Regions from separate parts of the Mus musculus genome. Here region 2 is linked to region 1. The links are chromatin loops, found by intact Hi-C in ENCODE. Cell type or tissue: heart. All regions are shown on one strand. Region 1 overlaps Rab30 (RAB30, member RAS oncogene family). Region 2 overlaps Rab30 (RAB30, member RAS oncogene family).

Evidence for each region. A loop is a pair of places that touch in the nucleus more often than their neighbours do. Peaks named below come from ENCODE experiments on the same cell type or tissue, not always from the same donor. Only the 100,000 strongest peaks of a DNase experiment are listed, where the experiment ranks them.
Region 2: a loop joins it to region 1, with 2.6 times the contacts of the local background. A loop is called at or near these places in 6 of 42 quality-filtered maps.

The regions. Positions count from the first base shown.
Region 1 is chr7:92,820,300-92,824,299 of GRCm38, reverse strand. Rab30 (RAB30, member RAS oncogene family) reads right to left here. Exons shown (of 5, transcript NM_029494.2): 3 at 419-502. Among named protein-coding and RNA genes, the nearest start is that of Ddias, 52 kb to the left of the region's middle. In heart, no CTCF peak of the experiment used is centred here; no DNase peak of the experiment used is centred here.
Region 2 is chr7:92,763,667-92,767,666 of GRCm38, reverse strand. The region is part of intron 1 of Rab30 (RAB30, member RAS oncogene family); the gene reads right to left. Among named protein-coding and RNA genes, the nearest start is that of Rab30, 24 kb to the right of the region's middle. In heart, no CTCF peak of the experiment used is centred here; a DNase peak (open chromatin) is centred at 2,036.

The DNA of each region.
Region 1 (4,000 bases):
GTATGGCAGGAAAATGTATTTTCCTCACTGTCTTCATATATAAGCATACCATCCCTAAATTAATTGTGTATAATTTCTTTCTTCTGAGATGGCTTCTCAGATAAGCTGGGCTGGCCTCCAATGTGCTATGTTAAGGGTGACCTTAAGCTTCCTGTTAACCCACCTGACCCTCGTCCAGATCACAGGTAAGTACTACTGCACCCAGATCCATTGGTGCTAATGGTTTAACCCAGAGCTTCTTGCATGCTAGGCAAGTATTCTGCCAGCTGAGCCCTACCCCAGTACATCATTTTCAATTTGGGTTTGAATGAAACAGTTTAATAAATGTTATAAAAAACATACCTGTACTTCTTCCCCTAAAGTTAAAATTTAGAGAATTCATCAAAGCTTTACTATTATTTATTATTTAGCTTCTTACCTTCACTTTTTCACCATTAATCTCCACTGTCTTAATCATAAAATCAACTCCAATTGTGGCTCCTTGACCTGGGGGGAAAAGACCCTAAGGAAGAAATAATGGCAAGTAACATTTAAGCACATCTTCCAAGTAGGTGAACTCTCCTCACTTCCCGCCCATCCTTTGACTGAGGTAATTGTTAGAACAAGGACTCACACTGTTTCTTGTCACGTTTGAAGGGGAACAGAGAGCAGGGAGGGAGCTGGAGAGAAATGCTGACAGAAGCAAACATGAAGCTGACTGTAAAGGAAAGGTCTGGAAGGGCCAGTGGGCCGTGCTGCCTTTAAAACAGAAAACCCGGACAAAAGAGTGAAGAGGAATGAGTCACTAGAATGACATCAGGATTGTCAGGATGGGAAAAGAAAAGGTAAGACTGGTTAAAAACAGACAGGAAAATGAGGTGTGGAGGACCTCTGCTATGGAATGAGAAGAAGAGAAAGACACACAGCTGGGTTTTCCTGGGCCCTCAGGATGGTCACTAGCCTGAGGTACTGTACCATACATACAAAGACAGACAGACACATTACACGCAGTCCAGATGGACACATATACAATAGCACACAGTCTAGACACACATAGACACAATCCAGATACACACACAAGTACACAAGTACACAGTCCAGACACACACATATACATACACAATTACACACAGTCTGGACAGACACACACAATTAAACACAGTCTAGACACACACACATACATACATACATACAATCACAGTCCAGAAACACAAACACATACACATTTACACACACTCCAGACAGACACACAATTGTACACAGTCCAGACACACACACACAAGCACACTCCTGACAAACATACAAATGCACACAGTCCAGACACACACATACACACAATTATACACAGTCCAGATGGACACACACTATTACACACAGTCCAAACAGACACACATACACATAATTACATGGTCCAGGCTCACACATACATACACACACTCCTGACAGACACACAAATGCACACAGTCCAGACACAGACACACAAACAATCATACACAGTCCAGACACACACACACAATTACACACAGTCCAAATGGACATACACACATTTATACACAGTCCAGGTGGGAACATGAAAAATTATACAATTCAGACAGACATTCACATACACACACAATTACACACAGTCCAGACAGACAGACACATACACACACACTTGCACACACACACACAATCATACACAATCCAGATGCATGGCAAGTGAGGTCATCAGACAGACAGCAGAGTAGAAGCAGCAGCTCAGAACAGGAGGCAGAAGATGAGCCTGGACAGACCACTCCCCATCTCTAGGCCTCAAAATCATTGAGGTTGAAGTTGTTAGAAGCATGAACTCGGAGAAAATTGCTTTCCCTTAAACTGGAAACATAACAGTTTCAAGAGAATAGGGCCATTAGCAAATTTCACATCTAATGCAGCTTACTTTCTCATGTTTCCTGTAAGCTTAGGGAGAGGGCTGGGGTTGCAAGGACTTCTACCAAGAAAAAAGTCTTTACCTAGTCTCTTCCCTCTTCAGATTGCAGAATTCCAGGAATAAAGCAAAATGGGCTTTATTAGCTCTTGAAGCTAAGACTGGGACAGCTTTAATTAAATCCATTCCCTAACAAGAGAGTTCCTTAATTAACGTTTGAACTCAGAGCTCTGAGCTTCAAACCAAAAGCAAAAGCTTCACTGCAAGTCTGCAAATGATGCAAACATAAACATTCATAACTCTGTCTACAAATACTGAATCAATTTTCTTTTTTGGCTTGGTTCAAGCAGACGTCTGCCAAGCTTCAGGTTTATAACTCCAGCTGTTTGCAGACTAACAAATGCCAAAATAGATTTTTTTTAAATCCTTCCCAATGTCCCTCTCCCCCACTTTGTTCTCCAAACCTCCGTGTCAGCTGAAGTCAGTTCATTTTAACTGCTTGCTATATAACAAAAACATAGGTGATCCTGTCTACGAAATGTGAACTTTAGGGAGAATTAAAGGGATAGAGAGATAAAAAGTAGACAGAAAAGAAAACTAAAAAGGAACCATGCCCAGACTTGTGGGAAAAGTGCTGATCAGAAGGAAAAGAAAAAAGAAAAGAAAAAACCAACTTCCATCCTTCATGGCAGGATTTCTCTCAGGAAGTGAAGGAGGGTGGCACCAGAGGGTACAACACTGTGGAGAGGTTATCAGGGCAAGAAGCAGGAGATGAGGGTCCCCGCTTTGCCAGCTATATGCCTCAAGATCAAAAGCATGTCACTGGGTCCCTCTGGATCTGTATAAGAGGACTGGACAGATAATCTCTAAGTGACCTCTCAGTGAAAAGACACAATCAAGCAAATGAGTATAATGCACTAAAAACCAAAACCTTTCTCCTTGCAAAATCCGTGGGCAAGTCCTCCTTGCAGAAGCAGTGAAAACTGCCAAGGTTAGGGGATGGAAAAGCAGCTGGAGGCTCCGGGATCTCTCTGTGATAATTGATTGAAATCCTGACACTGGTGAACTTTAGATTTTCAATTTCATCAGACCCAAACTTGGAGAAAACACAGGCTCTTGTCTGTAGTCAGTCAGCATGGGAAAAACTTTGACATTTCCAGCAACTGTAAACCCTAAAATTGTTTGTGTTGCCCAATCTGTCGCTCCAGTTTTCCACAGACTGCAGCAGAGACGCCCTGCCTGGCAAGGGCAGATGGGCAGCAGAGCCAGGCCCAGCACCTGGGTAAAAAGCCTTGCGCCTCTGCTCTTCCCGTGGCACCGGGTCATCTTAAGCCTTAAAGGAGCTCATTTCAGTGTTCCCAAAGTGCCTGTCAGCAAGATCATGCTGTACACATGGCAATCCAGAAAAGGGCTTCACTGACATTTTTCAGTGAGTAACAAAATCAACCTGAGAGTGATTTTTCACTGCTTTCTGTATAAAAACTACTACTATGTCATCTTGGCCAGTGATTTTTTTAGAGGCCAACCTTGCAGGGGGACTTGTACACTCAGTTCCACTCTTCACTGCCCTCAGCTTAGTCCTACTTAAGAGACTTAGACAAGCAGAACATTCAATTATAAACCAAAAGAATCCATTTTTTTTTTTTGGATGAGAACAGACAGAGGCAGGAATCATCATTGGGGCTTTTTAAAAATGAATATTTGGACTCAGCTTAATACCCAACTTAATGTATTTCCACCTTGAGATGATTGTGAACCACTGATCTATTTTTTACCCAAATCTATTTTTGATCCTGCACACTAAAAACCAAACCACCTGACCACCTTGTAAGAGGAAGCAAAAGGAGGTGGGGGAGAAGACCTTAGTACCACTCTCCCTTAGGCAACTTAGAAAACCTTTGACTATAAAACTCTAGGGAGCTTCCAAAGGGTGCCTTAAGAACTTTCAATCCACTGGTTAGTGGTGGCACACGCCTTTAATCCCAGCATCTGGGAGGCAGAGGCAGGCGGATTTCTGAGTTCGAGGCCAGCCTGGTCTACAGAGTGAGTTCCAGGACAGCCAGGGCTACACAGAGAAACCCTGTCTCGAAAAAAAAAAAGAGAGAAAGAAAGAGA
Region 2 (4,000 bases), 57 kb after region 1:
AGAGTACCTGGATATGGGCTAGACACAACTTTCTTTACCAACTAGGAGTCACAGCACAGGTGACTTTATGATATGTCACCAACCCCACTCTGTTAGTCATTAACTCTGTGACACTGGGGAAGGAGGAGGCCAGGATATTCTTCTTACTCATGGTAAGATGAGAGAAATCTATTAGATCAGGGCTCAAACTGTTCCTTGCACACCTAGCTTGGAATGACAGCTTACAGCTGCTAGAAATTAGAAAGATACCATACACATTGGATACCATATGCGGTCCCCAATGACCATTATATTTAATTTCTGGCTTTTTGCAGAATATGCCAGCTAAGCCCTGGATTCCATCACCTAAGTCTCCTTAATTCCTAGCACTCTGATTCAACCCGATTTCCTTACATCCCGATCTGACTCGGACCTTCCACACAGAGTAGGGACAAAACTAGAAACACAACAGAGTTTCAGCTGCTATTTGTTTCATTTGGCTAAATGGTCTCTGAGACAATAGCCTCAAGAATTAAATCCTTCCCCCAGTAAGTTGGGTCCATGTGTACCAAAAGATTTCCTGACAAATGCCTTCAGGGAGTCCACAATGAGAAGAACAAACCCATAGAGCTATTGATAACACAGACAACAATAAGGACCCAGACAACCAGGACCAAGAATCACGTTGTTCCGTTAAATAAAAAATGTACGTGAGCATCCCAGGAATGGCCCACCTCGGGCAAATTATAAAGCTCCCAAGGACACAGATCATCTGAACACATCATCCTAACAGCCATAGACCACAGTGAATAAATCCTGTCTATCACAAAGCACATAAAATAACTCAGCTCCCAACATTCTGTTTCTATTTCCCCCTGTTGGTGTTAAGAACATAGAATACCAAAACAAGGAATTCAACCATTTATGTCAGGGCAGCGAGCCAAGGAAAGCCTAGGATATATGATCCTATTAACATTAATGGAAGTGTGAACAAGGTAAGAGGAAATAAAGCTCCCTGCCCCGACTCTAACTACACACAGTTTTCCAGAATAAACAGCCGGCAATTAGTCTTTTAACGTGCCTCCTCTGCACACTGATAAATCACTGCACAGCATACAATTTTTGCTGAGTTCAAAAAAAAAATAGCTTTACTCTCTTTCTCTTGTTCCTCTTCTACTTGTAAATTTACAAGTTCTGAAAAGGGTAGGGGTGCCTGCCCTCGTCAATCAAGCTTCTCTTTTGCTGTCAAATTGCTATTAAGTAATCACAAAGTTGGTCTAGAAACACACACACACACACACACACACACACACACACACACACACTTCTGCTCTTTTCTAAAGAAGTGCCTGGTTGGCTGCTCCTTCAGAGGACTGGGGGGTTCAATTCTCAACACCCACATGGTGGCTCACAACCATCTGTAACTCCAATTTCAGGAGATCCAAGGTGTTCTGGCTTCTGCAAGCACCAGGCATGTGTGCAGTGCATACACACATAAATTAAAAATGTTTTTAAAATAAGGAATCCCTCTCCCAGGGGACCAGAGATGCCTCTTTTCCCTCAATTGCTCCTGTGTCCAAATGCAAGGTAGATTCACGTGCCTTAACCATCTCTCCCCGAACAGCTACCCTTGCTAAGTACCCTGCTCGGGACAAGCTGACCTGAAGGAACGGACAAAATCCTGCCTGTCTCAGTGTTCCTGTCCAGTCTTTTCAGAAGCCTAAAGAGAGAATAATAGAAACTTGGTTTTTGTTTCTGACATATTAGGAAGGCATGTTCTAATAGCCAGAACAGAAAGATCAGACACTGGGCCTCCCTGTGGGTCTCTGATACCTCCACAAAATATTTATTACCAGAGTCTTTTTTTGTTTTCTTTGTGGTTTTTCTATAATGGGTCCACCTTCATCAACATCCTAGCTTGAGGGATAAGGATCCCTCAACTGTTTGAGCCCTGGAGCTCTGGCTTTGTGAGGAGGCTTTATCACTGATCCCTGATCTCATCCCAAATAGCCTCACCCACACGCTCTCCAAAGTGCATTCCCCGAGGCTGGGACACTGCACATGGCCCTTCTTGGCTGCGTCTCCTTTCTGCCTGCTGGAGCATGTGATCTACAGAACTCATTGGGGCCAGAAAAAAAAAAATGTCGCTCAGCTAAAAAGAATCTTGCGTGCGTGTGTGTGTGTGTGTGTGTGTGTGTGTGTGTGTGTGTGTGTGTTTATGTTCACGCTTGTGTGCACGTGAGTTTACGTATGTATTTGTATACACGTGTGCCAGATGTTGCTATTGGGTGTCTTCCTCAATTGTTTTTCCGGCTTACTTTTAAGACAGAGTCTGTGCTAGATAGTTTTGTATCAACCTGGCACAAGCTAAAGTCATCTGAGAGAAGGGGACCTCAATTATGAAAATGCCTCCATAACAATCATAAGACAGGCCTATATAGTATTTTACTTATTTGTTTGTTTATTCACTTTATATCCCGATATCAGCCCCCTCTCCTCCCAGTACCTCCTCACGCAGGTCCTCCTCTCATTCCCCTTCCCTCCTCTATGAGAAGGGAGAGCCCCGCTCTGGGTATCACCTCCAGCACTTGCCACAGTATTTTCTTAGTGACTGGTGTGGGAGGGCCCAGCCCATTGTGGGAGATGCTATCCCTGAGCTGGAGGTCTGGGATTCTATAAGAAAACAGATTAAGAAATGCAGAGGGCACAAACCAGTAAAAAAAAAGAACTCTCCCATGGCCCCTGCATCAGCCCTTCCCTCAGATTCCTGCCCTGTCTCAGTTCCTGTATTGACTTTCTTCAATGGTAGACTATGATGTGGACACATAAACTAAATAAACCCTTTCCTCCCCAGCTTGCTTTTGGTCAAGGTGCTTCATCACAGCACAGAAACCCTAACGAGGACAGGGTCACTCACTGAATCTGGACCACATCAATTAAGCTAGAGCTGCAGGCCAGAAAACCTGTGGATCCTCTTGCCTCTGCCTCTCCAGAGCTCATACCATCCATACACAGCCAAGCATGGCTGTTTATATGGGAACTGGGTATGTGAACTTGAGGCTTCAGGCCTGTTTGGCAAAATACTTAACCAACCTGCAGAAGGAATCCTTTTAAAGGAATTAACTAATGTTTTTTCTTCAAATGGAGACCACTTCCATTATAAGATAAATCTGATTATTCCCTACTTTGCCTCTATAAAAGATTCATTAATGTTTGTACGAAGAAAGAAGGCACACGTGTCTCTTGAGCACGGCGTTCAGTAAGAAGTGTGAGGGGAGTCACAAGAGCTTTGGAGAACACTACAACCTACTAGTGATTATTATCTATGGAAATAATTCCATATTGACACTCAAAGGAGACTACTGTCTCTTGTCTTTATAAAACACAATCATTTTAAGCTGGGCGTGGTGGCACACGCCTTTAATCCCAGCACTCAGGAGGCAGAGGCAGGCGGATTTCTGAGTTTGAGGCCAGCCTGGTCAACAGAGTGAGTTCCAGGACAGCCAGGGCTACACAGAGAAACCCTGTCTCGTAAAAAAAACAAAAACCAACCAACCAAACAAACAAACACCCCAAAACCAACCAACCAAAACAACAACAAAGCAACAATAAGGACAGGGGTGGGGGCAAATAGAAAAACTTTAGGTGACGGAAGCGGCCATCCTCAGAAGAGAATGTTGGCCTCCTGGAGTGAGTCTCATGAGAACAAGTTGTATAAAAGTTTGAGCAGGATCCCAGTCTCTCTCTGACTTCTGTTCACCAAGTGCTCTCTCCCTGACAGCACTCACAACTGTCATCAACCTCTGGATCCTGGGGACAGCTTGTGCCTTGCTCTTGGACTTTCAGGCTCCAAAACTGCAAGCTATATGAAGCTTTGTCTTCATAACTGACCCGGCTCACCAAGCTTTTGTTAGAGGAATTAAAATTTAAAAAGAGAGACAGAGAAAGAAAAAGAAAACTAACACTGTAAGACTAAAAAGAGGAGACACATGGGGGCTGGAGACATGCTCAATGGATAAAA